2 separate regions of the Homo sapiens genome follow, and region 1 is linked to region 2. The links are chromatin contacts, found by Hi-C or POLR2A ChIA-PET in ENCODE. All regions are on one chromosome and are shown on one strand. The core of a region is the stretch at or near the end of the contact, and the rest is flanking DNA. Distances in the headings are between cores, read along the strand shown. Region 1 has its middle 67 kb from the start of TLE3. Region 2 holds the start of PCAT29 (prostate cancer associated transcript 29).

Region 1 (7,779 bases), core at 2,411-4,910, 570 kb after region 2:
GCATTCGCAAGTGCTTTCCTATCCATGATCTTACCTGGCCTTGACACCTCCCCAGTCACCTGGGACAGGGGGACTGTGCCTTGAAACGTCTTGCTAATCCTCTGCCGGGCAAGGTGTCTGGCACACAGTAGGTGTTCAGGGAACACAAACTGAATGAATGGATGAAAGCAGGCTTCGTGCCTGCACAGAGCTCATTCTAATGTGTGTCCAAATTCTTACTGGCCTTGGGGCTTTTAGGAAAGTGACTTCCCCTCTCCGAGTCTCATCTTCTTCATTTAAAAGACGGGCATAGTCCAGGTCTCCACTTCTGAATGAACCCCTCTGCACCCCTGCCTCCAGTAATTCCCATGTGGGAGGCTGCAAGGAGGAAAAATAGGCAGAGTGATCCCTGTGGAGCACCAGGCTCCATGCGGGCTTGTCCCAAAGACTAGCTAGCCCCTCTCCTGGCCTACCCTGCCTGGCTACAGGGCTCATTAGCTTCATTTTGAGGATTAGGAACCAAAGCTCTGGGCACCAAGTGACTTGCTCAGGGTCACACAGACAGTAGTGGGGAGCTAAAATATTGAGCCCTGAGTCTCCTGACCCCAATGCTATACCTGTTTTATTTCTGGGTGAGGAAGAGGAATGTTGAGAAAGAGAGAGAGAGTGTGTGTGTGTGTGTGTGAGAGAGAGAGAAAGAGAGAGAGGGACAGAGAGAGAGAGAGAGAGAGAGTGTGAGTGTGTGAGAGTGTGTGTGTGTGTGTGTGTGTGTGTGTGTGTGGTGGTGGTGATGGTGGGAGAGAGGGCGTGAATAAGAGAAGAGGGAGGATGAAAGACCAAGTAGGCTGGAAGAATGACCGAGACCCAGGCCCTGATTGGTTTCAGATGCCTTTGGGGAGGGTGGGTTGAGAGATGGATCAGCCCTGCTGGGGTTGGGTTGGGCTGAAAGCCACAACCAGAAGCAACGCAGCTCTGGATGGGTCAGGCCTTCTCTCTGGAGAGTGGGATCTCACACTTGCCCCCCAAGCTTTAGTTTTCTCTACACCCCACAGAGCAGGGTGCTTAAGAGCACTGGCTTGGGGGTCAAATGGATCCGGATTTAAAACCTTGTGTAGCCACCTACTAACTGGGGGAAAATCACTTAGCCCCTTGGGGCATCATTGCACCTTCTGAGGTTTGGTCAACACTATGAGGGTGGGGGACTCCTGAGAACTCTCTCACGGGGTTGATGTGAACCATGGGAAGTGAGGCTACACATGGACGGCATTTAGCACAGTGGGGACATGTCATGAGGATTATCAGTGATAGGTATCATGCGATTATTGCGGGGACAATATGAGACATGAATGTGAACATCAGGGCACAGCGCCTAGCACCCGGTAGTGCTCAATTTATTAATTCTATTGAGGACCATAGCCTCAGCCACATGTGGAGCTGACAGGGGTCCTTCTCTTCCTGGAGTGGGCTTCCAGGCAGCTGCCCGGAGGACAATAGGCTGTGAGTGAACCATGCAGGTTCATTCTCAGCACCCCCACCACCCCAGTCCTGCCAGCTCTGAGGTACAGCACTCCTCTATATGCTGGATTCGGAGCACTTGATGGGAGCACTGGAAACATCTAAGGAGGAAAAGGAAAAAGTGAAGCTGGTAATCAGCTGCTGAGGATGCTGGGAAAGTCTCTCCTCAGCTCCTCTCGGGGCTCAGGTTGCTGAGGAACCAGCCCCGGAGGTCAGGCCTGGCTCAATCTCTCCTTTCATTAATGCAGTTTCCACTGGCTGTTTCCACACTGGAGTTTTCATGCCAGGTTCTCTGCTTCCTCTGGGAGATAACAGGCAGTGTGGGAGAAATGGCTGTGGCTCTGGATTCAAATCGCAGCCCTGACACCTACTAAATGTATCTTCTTGGGCAAGTCACCTAGCCTCTTGGAGCCCTGGTTTTCTCATTTGTGACAAGGCATCCCTGGTGGCATTGTTGTGTCAATTAAAGCAGAGTGTTTACATTGTACCAGGCCCACACTGAGGGTTCAGCAAGTCTTAGGTTTTGTTTCCCCTGCCTGGTTCTTAGCCTCACTGAAAAAGGAAAAAGAGAGGCTTATCCTCACAGAGATTGAAGGAGAGTGGGTGCTGGGCGACCAAGAGCTAGGGACCCAGGAGAGAGAAAAATGCACACCCAAGAGATGGCAAAGGGGCCCCTTCTGATGACGAGCTAGGGGCTCTACTATCCTACTGGGGTCTGGCCCACCCTCGTTACTATGGGTTTCTGGTTGCAGGAGACCTTAGAGGGGCTGATCCTGCCCCCATCTTCCCCACCCACACACCAAGGAAGGCTGGTTGTGGATAACTGAAATCCCAGAGTCTGCTTCTGCCATGCTCTTGAGGCTGAGGAATGGGCTCAGACAGGTGGGATCCCTGTTACTACATCAGCACTAAGACAAAGGGACAAGCTCTGGACCAAGAATTAGGAGGCTGGCTCAGGGCTAGTTATTTTTCTGGGTCTTGGATTCCCCATCTGGGAAACATGGAACCAACAGTATCTATCTGCTTGGACTACCATGCAAGTCTGCACATGATCTAACTCCAAAGGAGTTGGTCACCCAGATGTTCCTTTTGGGGCTCCTGGGGGCTTCCGGTGCGCTCTTGCACTCGCGCGCTCTCTCTCTCTGTCTCTCTCCCTGAGGTGAAGACATAAGAGGCAGCAGATGGCCAGGACCTTTGCTGTGGTCCCAGGAGCCCTCACTGGGTAAATAACACTGACTCCCAGTAAGCCTGGAAATTTCCATTCTTTAGGGAGAACATTAGTGAGCATAGTGCCAGCCACTATTTTAGTCACTTTTAACCCAGGCTGCCTGGCTCCAAAGACCACACTCTCTTGCCCACTACATGGTATTGCCTCTTGTGAAGCACACACATAATATTCAGTATGTGGCTCTGGAGTGGGACTGTGTATCAGTTAGCTATTGCTGTATAACAAGTAAGTCTAAAAACTAAGTGGTTTATTTTTCACAATTCTATAGGTTGTCTGGGCAGTGCCTCTGCTGCTTTCTGCTGGGCTCATTCGCTCAGCTGCATTCAGCAGGAGGGTGGGCTGGAAGGGCTGCTGGACTGGGGAATCCACCGTGGCTTGATGCACATGTTTGATGCTGGAGTGCCTCAGTTCTCCTCCAAGTGTCCTCTCACCCTCCAATAAGATAGACAAGCAGCCTTGGGGCAGCATCCCAAGGGCAAGAGCAGAAGCTGTCAGGCCTTTGGGGCCCAGGCTGCTGAACTTGCTGGTACCTTTCCATCACATCCTGTTAGTCATGGTGAGTCCAGATTGACTGGACGAGGGAAACAGATCCCACCTCTTGATGGAAGGAACCTCAAAGACATTGTGGACATATTTAATTTGCCACAAGATGCCTGGGTTTAACTCTCAGTTTGGACACTTGCTAGTTGTAAACTTGAGCTTTTCACTTAACCTGTCTGAACCTCAATCTCCTTCTCTGCAAAATGGGGACAATCCTAATCCCCCTTGTCAAGTTTTATGACGACTAAGTGAGAAAAGGGCATGAAGTGCTTTGCCCAGTACCTGAGACATAAGCGCCCATTGTGATTATATTAATAGACCCTGCTCTTACTCGTCCATGACCTCAGGGCAGAAAAGGACTTTGAGGAATTCAGAGAGGCCTGGTGCCCTGGCCAGCTGACAGCAGAGCCTGACAATTAGCTAGGTCTCCCGACTCCCCGTCCAGTGTTCTTTCTGCCACACAAGCTGCCACTCTTAGACTGAGCACAAAAGACAAATCTTCCAGTCTGGGGATGGCAGATCGATTTTCTCACCCTTGCTGGCTGTGATTGATTGGTGGTGCTGCCCTGAGTTCTGCAGTGAGAAAAGCTGTGAGGTCTGGCCCCAGCTCAGTGGGAAGGAGGGCCAGGATCGATCGGTGATGTTTGCCCTGGGTGCAGTCGCGGGGCGGGGGCACACACGCAGTTTGCTTGCCATTCCTGCTCTGGTCTTAGCTCTGACCTCACCCCTGTGGCTGTACTAGGTGCTGGGTGAACAACGTGCTCCAGGCCTTTCATGTCACAGAAGAGGACGCAAGGTCCGGACTGGTCAGGAGATTGGCCTCATGGTCACACAGCAGGATGTTTCCTGGTCAGTGACTTTCCCATGTTTCCATTCTTCCCAGATCCCTGGGGAGTCTGGACAAGTGTGTGTCTGGCTCCTGTGGCCTGAGTTTCCAATTCCCAACTAAGAAAGGTAGAGATTCCAGGGCTTTCTGCTCTGGCTCAGGCCTCAGGCAGGGGGTCCTTAAAGCACCAGCATGGGGAAAAAGGCTTCTCGGCTCTTTGTTTGGATTCAGACAGGGCATTTTCAAGTTTCTTGAGATCACAGTGGAGGCCAGCCAATTCTATTTTCACTCGAGGCTCAATCATCTCTTTCCCTGGTCTTCTGCACACACGGGCTGGCGTGAACTCAGATGCGGCAGGCCCACAATTAGGAGAGAGGGAGGAGTAGTTACTCAGGCGCTCAGGGCCAGCAGGTTTGGAGCACCCTTTCCGAGGCAAAGACATGACACAAATCTTCCCACTGCCCAGCCAATTCCTCCTCGTGTATCTGCCTGGGGTGACACTCAGACAAGGTCTGCACTCAGGCCCAGCCATTAAGGAATTCATTAATCAGAATCCTGTTTACAGCTCTCTGGCAAGCGATCATAATTTACTGGCTCAAGCCAGACCCTGGGCCTTCCTGCAAACTGCTGTGACATTTGGTAAAAATATCAGCTGGGGACTGGGCCAGGCCGGGAGGTGTGTATGCAATTCATGCTGACTTGTGAAACAGAGGTGCTGTGTGGGTCACAGGCACTAGGGAAGGCTGGAGGACAGGCTGTCACTGGTTCCAGGTGTCACCTTGGACAAGTCACTTCCCTGTCATCTCACATCTGTATTGCAAGAGGTTTGGAGTAAGTCAGATGGCAAGTCTGTCAGCCCACAGACTCGCCCCTTGTGCTCTGCACAGGATCCACTAGCATGGGTTTTTTTTTTTTTTTTTAAATAAAACAATAGAAAATGGAATCCCTTGCCAACATTTACAAACTGCAAATTTCACTTGAAAATCTAGATTTCTGGTACATGGGGAGTGTACTCCTATCTGGCAATGAGAGCCTGAAGCTGAGTATTTCCCGACATCTCCAGATGGGTCTGTGGTCTCAGGTTTGCCAAGGTTAGCAACGATCCCTGCTACAAGGCATGGGCCCAGGGCCTCCATGTACGGCCGTGCAGGTTGCACACTATTGTGGAGCCAAAAGGGGGCTGAATCCCTACAATCTGCTGGCATGCCGTGGGCACTCGTGGCGTTTACATCTCCAGAGGAAGGGGTCTTTTTTATAATTCTCACAATGGCCTTGTTTGGGCCAGCCATGGTCCTGCCTGGGCCCACAGTTCTGTAGTTTGCATTCCACAGAGGGCCAGGGTGGGGCTTCCCTAGCGCCACAGGCAGGGACACTGGCAGGCCATGGGCTGGGAGGCCTTGGGGAAATCTCTACTCTTCTCTGGGCCATAGTTTCCTCACTTAAAAAACAAGGGCATGCGCTAGCTGATCTCAGGGGCAATTCTAGCTGTAGAATATAATTCACCGGAGGGGAAGAGGTCATGGCCGGGGCACACGAGTGGGGAGCTGGGCTGTGTGGCTCCGCTCTGGGGAGAAGGCTCCAAAGCCTAACAGGAGCCAGCAATAGGGGCACAGCACAGACTGGGCACAGCCCTCCTGCCCCCAGCCTCATCTTTCAGTGCTCTTCAAGGCAAACTCTGGCCATCGGTGCTGGAAAAATTTATAATCTGGCCTTTTCCAGAAAAAGTTTATTGACCCCTGCCCTAGACCCACCAGTGCCCATGAAATTGGAGTTCGGATCAACTCAGCCCATTTTTCATATTTTACAAATGAAGGAAATGAGGCACAGAGAAGTTAAGCAACTTGTCCAAGGTCACACAGCTAGTGAGAGACAGAGTTAGCATCTGAATCTAGTGAGTCTGACTCTGGAAAAGCACTTTTCCAAAGTAGTGAGATTTCAAAGAACAAACCAATGCCCAGAGCACAGGCTAGAAAATGGACAATGTACGGCCCCTGTATTGGGCATTTTATTCCAAGGCACTTTCCTCCCTGGAATATATATTTTAGTTGATCATCAGAAGAGGGTTTATACAGGAGAGGGTATGTGTAATTAATGCTTTTTGTTTTTGAAGCTTTGAAGTGGGGCCATGAGATAGTCTAGTCTATGAGGCTCATTTGGAAAGTGGCTATTTGCACATGGCAGCCAGGGAGAGAAGGGTTCACTAAGTGACTGTCTAGGGCAGGGGGAATATTTAACCTATTTAGGAGAATGAATGGGATACAAGCACTCCTGAACCTATGTTTGTAGTTGATCCACAGTGTAGGTCCTTATAGAATATTGTTTGTTTCATGTTGATTGATGAATGGGTTTTATTTCCTCTATAAAAAAAAAATAAAAGAAAAGCATTCCTTGTAACAGGTCCTAAGGAATACCACTTAGGCGAACTTACTTAAAATCTGATACACCTCATAATGTTAAATATTTCATGTAAAATACACTTGTTACACAACACCATGTAGCCATTTACTATTAACCAATTTTTTCAGAATACTTTTATTATTTAGGTAAAATAGGTTGATATAATGGATTGCTATCAGGATGTCTTATGTGCAATATATTTTATTGCTCCTCATACATGCTAGTGCTCCTTCACCTTGAACACTATGGAAACATGTTTGAGAAAAGGAAACGCATGGAAAGTTAATATCACTACACCGAGTTAACATTTAAAATCAGAACCAGGCCAGGCACGGTGGCTTATGCCTGTAATCCCAACACTTTGGGAGGCCGAGGTGGGTGGATCACCTGAGGTCAGGAGTTCGAGACCAGCCTGGCCAACATAGTGAAACCTCGTCTCTCCTAAAAATACAAAAATTAGCTAGGTGTGGTGGTGGGCGCTTGTAATCCCAGCTACTTGGGAGGCTGAGGCAAGAGAATCTCTTGAACCTGGGAGGCAGAGGTTGCAATGAGCTGAGACCACGCCATTGCACTCCCGTCTGGGCAACAAGAGCAAAACTTTGTCTTAAAAAAAAAAAAATCAGAACCATATACCCAAGTAGATGCTACACCTCTTCCTGGAAGTCACTCTTTAAGATTCTGATGTCTAAAGGCAAGCCCCTAAAGGCAGCACCAACAAGCAAAACCTAGCACCGCTCAGGACCATCGTTCCAGTTTACTTGCCGAACCAAACAGGTTTATGTCATTGACAATATACTTCATTACTACCAAATCACAAATTGAATGCCAATCAAGGCATAGATTTGAAATATGAAAACAAACTTGTAACTTGATAAGTCATCTTTGGGCATTTTGGAATCTTCTGGAAAATGATTTCCTGCACAATGGTTTGTTCTCCAGCTTATACAGAAGTTACTCATACATTATCTCATAGTCCATACTCTATTGGAGTGTGATGGATGTTACCATCCCCACTGGACGGCCAAAGAAACTGAGGCCCAGAGAGTCCAATGGCTTCACCCAGCAGAGCGGTCTTCACCAGCTCATCTGCGGGTTGGGTCTGTGCTCTTTGAATGTGCCAACTCTTTGGTTGAAAATAACACAATCGTACTTCTTTTCATTTTGTCCCCAGTTGTCATTAATTCCGAGGGCTTCTTCCAACAAATCCAGAGGAATGAGTCTTGAAAATACAGCCCACAGGCTATACTTTTTAGAGGCCAGGCCCTGGCAGGCAACATGCGAGTGTTGGAAGAGC
Region 2 (7,062 bases), core at 2,927-5,426:
GCCTAGAATTCTTCCCAACCCCTCTGCTTGTCTGGATCTCATGTAGCCTCTGGGCCTCAGCTGAGCTCTTACAGCCATGACTCCCAACCTTGACTTGGTTGAATCAATCCCCCTATGCTTCATTCTTACATCATCTGGGGCAGAGATTTCTGGTTCCTTCCTGACATCCATGATTACCTTCTTCTTTTGTAATAACTCCTGATTTAACGAGGAAGAAACATGTACAGTTAAAAGACCACATTTCACAGCCTTCCTGGCAGCTAGGACGTTGCTGAGTAAGCCTTCCAGGAAATTGAGAAGGAGTCAACTCCTTTTTTTCTCTTTGCATTTTGTTCTTTAGACCTTTCCTTCATTTTACCCAGAACACAAATGTGATGGCTGGAGCTACAGCACCTATTTTGGGCTTGTGTGCTAAGGATATGATTGCAGAAAGATAGGAAACCCTGAGGACTTTGTGGGAGCCATCGTTCCCACCCTGGGCTGCCCATTTCTAGACTTGTTTTATGGAAGAGATAAAGCCTTCATTTGTTTTCATCACTATAGTGGATTTCTGTTACTGGCAACCAAACCCAATCCCAGTTGATAGGGGACTCCTTGTAGTTCTGTCATAGTTCATGATAATTATGGTCAGAATCATTTAATGCCTCCCTCACTAAACTGTGTGCTCCGTGAGAGCAGGGACCCCATCTGCCTTGTTTACTTCTGTATCCCCAGCAACCAAAACAGTGCCTGCCACTGTTAGTGCCAGTAAATGCTTAGTAAATCTTTTGGGGTGATTATATCCCAGTGAATACTTGGTGGTCTAGCAGAAGTCCTAAGGGATCATTTGAGGAAAAAGTGGCTCTGATAGTGGCCTTCATACTAATTGTGACAGGCTGCCCCAGCTGCTAGCAACTACCTTTCCTTTCCTGGTAAGTTGGCTCCTCGATATCATCATTTAAAAATCAAATTTTTGATGGAGTGTGGTGGCTCATGCCTATAATCCCAACACTTTGGGAAGCCGAGGTGGGAGGATCACTTGAGGCCGGGAGTTTGAGACCAGCCTAGGCAACATAGTGAGACCTTGTCTCTTATTAAAAAAAAATCAGCTGGGCATGGTGGCATGTGCCTATAGTCCCAGCTACTTGGGAGGCTGAGGTGGCAGGATTGTTTGAACCCAGGAGTTGGAAGCTATCGTGAGCTGTGATTGTGCCACTGCCCTCCAATCTGGGCAACAGAGAGAGAGACCCTATCATACACAAAAAATAAAATAAAATAAAAATAAAATTTAAAAAACAGAATTTTAATTTTTTCCAATATGAAAGTCTCTTTCAGGATATTCTTTTATAACCTCACTACCTATAATAGCTGCTTAAAAATACACAAAGAACAAGTAGAACACACAGGAAAACCAACTTTTTTCTTTTCACTCTCAGTTCTATGCAGTTGCTTTTTTCACATAGGCCCACATAAAAACTTGCATCAACCCCCACTCTAATATCATACTAGAATTTTCCCACTTATTAAAAAGTTGGACTGAGTGATAATTTTTAGTGGAGAGACTGCAACTTGTTTCCCATCGAGGAGAATTACTTGGCCTGTTCCCTCTTCATTTTGTACTTTTTGTTTGAACGATGCTATCATGAACCTCTCTTTGTGCCCAAAGCTTTTTCTGTACTTAGGATTATTTTCTTAGATAGATTCTCAAAGTGGAATTATTTGATCAAGGGAGGTATACATGTTCCAGTGTCATTTTGCAAAACAGGAATCAATGCACAATTAAGGGAATCTTAAGGGAGAGACCCACTCATTTTTTCTTTTTCTTTGGGCTCAGTTTCCCTAGCTGTAAAACTGAGCAGGTCCAAACATAGAGAGCTCTAGCTTCCCTTACAGGTTCGAAGTTCTGCTGATGGTTCAGGAATGAGGCTTCTGAGATCTTTCAGGGCACAAAGTCGTAAGACGACCTGGGTTTGTCAGCCATTGCCTCTGGTTCACCCTCTTAAAAGCTGACCTTCACCATGGGGAAGTGGGTCATTGGAGCCTCCAAGCTGTCTTCCTGTGTTTTCCTCACAATAATACTCCTTCCCCAGCTGCCAGCAAGCTTATGCTCTAGTGCAACCCTAACCCTTCTAGAGAGGGTGGAAAGCTTCATATCCTAGAGTCTGAGGGATGTGAAGTTGGGGATTCACCTTTGAAAGCAGTAGCAAGAAGAGGGCAATGCTTAACCCAAAGGGACACCTTGAAACTAGAACATCAGACCCCACTGCAGGCCACTGAGGGACCTCAGCCCACATGGCACGTAAACTACTCGTGCACAGCTGGAGATACCATTTATGCTCTGTGGCGAGGCTTCTCGGCCTTCTCCTCCGTAAGATCATATTACTGCACTTATTTTCATCTCAGTGACCTGCCAGACTGTGAGCTCCTTGAGGACAGTGATTCCTCTGATGTGTCTGCATCTGAGACACAGCAGGTGCTCACTACTTATTTTAAGTGAGCAAGAGAAGGGAGATGCCCCGATGTGATGGGAAGAATTCATGGCGAGATGGGGAGGAGAGCCAGAGCTCAGACAGGAAAGAGTGGGAGGGAACAGCTGACGGTGGGAAAAGTCCTGGGATGCTCCTTTCTCTGATTCAAGACAACATAAACTGAACCAACTCCCAGTCCCTGCAGCCTGGCCCTTCTTGTGTGTGCAGCTTGTAGGCCCTGAGGTGGATGTTTAGGGAATGAGTCCTCAAAGCATATACGTTGGCAAGGGTGGCAGAGCGCTGTGGGAGAAGGAGAAGCATGTGCAGAAAGAGGAGGCCAGGGGACCTTATGGCTCCTTTGTCCATCCACAAAGCATTAGTTTATTTATTCACTCATTTTTTCATCCAATATTTTTTAGCATCTGCTATGTATTATGTTCTGTGTTAGGTGCTGGGTGTTCAAGGAGGTAAATGAGAGCTGTGGTCCCTGCAAAGGCCAAGAGCACTCTGAGGAAACATCAGTACCTGGGGAGGCAGTGTGTGGTACCCAGCGGAGTGTGTGATGGGTGATGGGCATGGGCGGAACACTCACACAGAAGTGGCAGCGTGCCACAGGGGTGGCTGCAGGGGTGGCCATGCCTGGGGAAACGCGACTGCCTGGTTTGTCAGTGGGCCCTGTAGGACAGCAGTGAGGCACCTCCCAGGCAGCTCTGCAAGTGGCACTCCAAAGGAGAGCTGGAGAATAGAGGAGGGAAAAATGGGAATTCCTTGAGTCATAATTGGGTAGAGCTTTAGAAGGGGTTGAAGGTCATAAGTGGGAAACATGAGCCTAGAAAATATTGCTTACACATGAAAAAATGGCAGGCAGGATCAAACAGCAAATTGCAACCTGACATGCATGCTAGGGTCATGTCTGTGAAAATTCTACCTTTGGGAGGTAATGTGCCAAAAGAAAAAAAAAAAGAGACAAGAGAGAAGACTGTTGATTGAATGATGGGGGTAAGCTTATGGGTGATTTGTTAGATGGTTTTAAATGTTTAATCTTATTATGTAGTAGCTATAATCTTATCATTACAGTAGTAATACTAAAATTGAGGAGTAGAACAATGATAGAGTTTGGGGGGATGAGAGATGTTTTCTTGAGATTCATTTCACATAGTAAAAGAAAACCCAATAAAAGTAAGATGGAATGAATCCCCTCTACATCTTCTTCTGTGACTGGGTCAGGCAGCTGTGAGCAGCTAAGAGAAGCCCTGATCTTACAGGTGATTCAGCTCCACTTCCACTTCTTTTTGGGACTCACTGGGGATTATTTGTTTCTCTTAATGGGCAACAATTAGCTAATACCCCACCACTACAAGCAAAGTAAAAACTGGGCCTGTGTTAACAGTTCTCTTTTTGATGGGGTCATTGGTGTAACAGATAACTTCTAGCTGCATTAGGACTGGTAGCACATCAACATTGCCTCTCTGTTGTGAAAGGAAAATAGAAACGGCTAAGTCAACCATATATAAAGGCTTATATTTGCTCTTCAAAAGTTTTTTTTTTTTTTCAACATATCTTTGCTGGGGTTGGGCCATAGCTTGATGGGTATTTGTTGAATGACTAATTATTGACTTATAGGCTAACAGCCTCCTTTGAAGTAGGCTGAGCAAACAAACCATTAAGTGGAACATGGTGTCTAGGTTACACAGCTCACTCATCTGCTAATCACTGGGGCACACTGCTGGTTATTATTACCTGAGACCCTGAAAGGAAGCACTAAAGAAATGAAGACAGAGGAATACCAGGAGAGAAAGGAGGTCCAGTTAGACCTAAAGGTGGGCAAGAAGAAGAAGAAGAGGTGAGATCCTCAGTATTGAACAAGTACAGTGCAGCACATAGGTGATGTCTTAATAGGGGTCTTGGTCAATAATTGTTTGGTTGCAAGAAATAGAAGTATTATAAATTTAACTCTCAGTAATAACAATGATTTCGTTGGAAGGCTATGAGGAATCTCACCGACTTCAAGGGCAGGGATGACAACCAGACCCGTGAGAGGCTCAGAGACTTTCCTAGCTTCTTGCCTGTGTTTCTCTGGGTGTTTTTTTTTTTTTTTTTTTCATCTCAGCTTATCTCAGTAGCTTTGTTTCATTCTTTTCTCTGCAGACTGGCTTTCTCTGTTTTGCCTTTTCTTTTTCTCCTTCTTTCTTTCCTTCCTTCTCTCTCTCTTTCTTTCTTTTTTTTTTTTTTTTTTTTTTTTTTTGACAGAGTTTTGCTCTTGTTGCCCAGGCTGGAGTGCAATGGCACAATCTTGGCTCAGCGCAACCTCTGTCTCGTGGGTTCCAAGCGATTCTCCTGCCTCAGCCTCCGGAGTAGCTGGGATTACAGGCATGCACTACCATGCCCGGCTAATTTTGTATTTTTGGTAGAGACGGAGTTTCTCCATGCTGGTAAGGCTGGTCTCGAACTCCCGACCTCAGGTGATCCACCCGTTTGGGCCTCCCAAAGTGCTGGGACTGCAGGCATGAGCCACCACACCCGGCTGTTCTGCCTTTTCTAGGTTTTAACTTGTTCACTTAAACTTGGACATGATCTCTCAGGTTATGGGCCCAATACCAAGAATCTAAGTCCAGAGACCCAGGAGACAGAATCTGATTGGTCAATGGCTAGCCAATGGGGTGCCTCCCCTCAGTCAGGAGTCCATTGCTGTTCCAACAGCTGCAGCCAGGGAGAGGTACGTGAATGTGGATAAACATGGTGGCAGGGACAGTTCCTGTGGGTGGTCAGAAAAGGAGGCACTGACTGAGCAGGCAGCACATTGGCTAACATGTCTGCTGTGGGGAAAACTGGAATGACTTGGCTGTTGGATAAAATACTCAACCACATGTAGAAAATGCCCACCATGTATTTTTAAAAATGAATAGCTTCTGAAGGTTGGAGTCCAGGCTGCCATAAGGGTCTACATAACACTTGATTTCCAAGGAGTTTCCCCCTCGTTTTCCAAGTCTTTGGAGAGAGCAGTTAGTAGAAAATGTTAATGGCCAATTTTAGCAAATGACCATTTTGGTACTCCCAGGCCACTAGGGCTGGCTAGAGCTAATTTTTAGAATGCCCCCTTGATGATCCTGGCAACTTGTTTCATATTGACCTGGAGACACGGCATGGGCCCAGATCCAAATGTACTGCTAAGCCTACATTTGCTGTACTTGTGGGCAAGGAAAAGCCACCCCAATTACTCCATGTGGATTTCTCGTCTCAGAATATTCCATGGCTTGTCTGGTCTCACTGCAGAACTGCGGGGTGTGGTTGGGCAGGTTGCACACGACTGTGCTCATGACTCCCCTTAGACTCACACGGGAGCCTTGATTCCACGCTGGTTGCACGGTTTCATTTCTGTGCCTCCAGGTTCTCCCTCTGGACTGTGAGCTCTGGGATGCAAGAGATGCGACTTCCTCTTCTATTGCTTGCCCAAGGGGCTTGTGTAGGCCTGGCCACTCGTTTCTCTCCCCGTTCCTTCTGTCCCTCCGAGAAGACACTCAGACCCTGCCACCCATCCTCACACCGGATGTGAATGGAGGTCACTGCAGTCCCTCTCCTGGGCTACGCTTTAGGGCCCACTCTCATGGTGGCAGAGTCAATGTTGGCATCTGTTAAAGGGACCTCAGCCCAGTGGGCGGGGAGAGTGCTTTCCTGCAGAGCGGGTTGTGCTCAGTTGTGAACTCACAGCCAGCGCTGGTGAGACAAGCTCCAAGGCAGAGGCTAGTTTTCTCGGTCTTCCTCATGAACACGTGGTGGCTGCATTAGCTTATCCACAGGGTCCTCCTACTCTAAGCTTCTGGTCCCAATCAGTAAGCGACTGGCCCCTACTAGACCCCCACCTACTGGGTATTTGACTGATGGATGGAGTCACCATCTGTCTGCTTGGGCACCTGGAGCCCCTGAGCTCCAGTCCCTGCAAGCCTTTCCCTGCAGAGCCCAACCGCAGGGTTTGGCTGATAGCCTGGAACTGCCTCACCATCATTTTTCACTGGCCCCACCCCAAAGGACAGCCTCCCCAAGTAACCTTTTTCAATTGCTCCAACTTCCCTGGAGTGTTGACTTAGCCAGAGAGCACGCTCCCTCTCTAACCTCGGTGTGTTTGCTCAGCGGAGGAGCGGGCATTAGGTCCGCTTGACTCCATGAGCACACAGGTTCCTCTGTCTTTACAGGAGCGTCCCACGGAGGGGGTGCGGCGGGGGGCAGGGGAGACTGAGGAGGGAGGCGCAGCTTCCTGTTCTGCTGCCGGTTATCACAGGCTGTTCTAATGCTGCTCAAACAATATTGAGAATAACCCCGGCTCAATAGCACCAGTGTTAGGCTGCAAAGTCAATATTGGCTGAGCAAACACAGCAAATAAGGAGTTGCTATTTGCGTAGCTATGAGTACTTGTGTGCTCCGGCTGCCTCGACAGGGCCCTTGGAAATGAATGGGAAGGAGGAGGGTGTCTGGAGGTGGAGTGGGTTCCTGAGAGGGGATAGGCCAGGGTTTCTCACCTTGGCATTGTTAACAATTGGGGCCGGATGGTTCTTTGTTGTGGGGGAATATCCTCTGCGTTGTAGGATGTTTAGCAGCAGCCCTGGCCTCTGCCCTCTAG

The links. A loop is a pair of places that touch in the nucleus more often than their neighbours do. ChIA-PET counts read pairs that join two places held with the same protein, here RNA polymerase II (POLR2A). Pooled maps may share reads with other maps.
Region 1: a map of heart left ventricle shows a loop between it and region 2 (2.7-fold over the local background). The contact joins the enhancer-like site here to the promoter of PCAT29 in region 2. A Hi-C loop is called at or near these places in 5 of 168 maps with a recorded cell type or tissue (Right ventricle myocardium inferior, cardiac septum, heart left ventricle and 1 more) and 4 of 50 pooled maps. POLR2A ChIA-PET finds 5 or more read pairs at or near these places in 1 of 52 experiments (GM10248).

Annotation. Positions count from the first base shown.
Region 1 is chr15:70,161,436-70,169,214 of GRCh38, forward strand. No RefSeq gene overlaps it. Among named protein-coding and RNA genes, the nearest start is that of TLE3, 67 kb to the left of the region's middle. Within about 2 kb of position 3,661, at least 16 of the 41 ENCODE cell types and tissues checked have a DNase peak (open chromatin) inside an H3K27ac peak, as active enhancers do; they include heart left ventricle, where a contact is called at or near this core.
Region 2 is chr15:69,588,024-69,595,085 of GRCh38, forward strand. It overlaps PCAT29 (prostate cancer associated transcript 29), which reads left to right and starts at 4,177. Exons shown (of 4, transcript NR_126438.1): 1 at 4,177-4,290.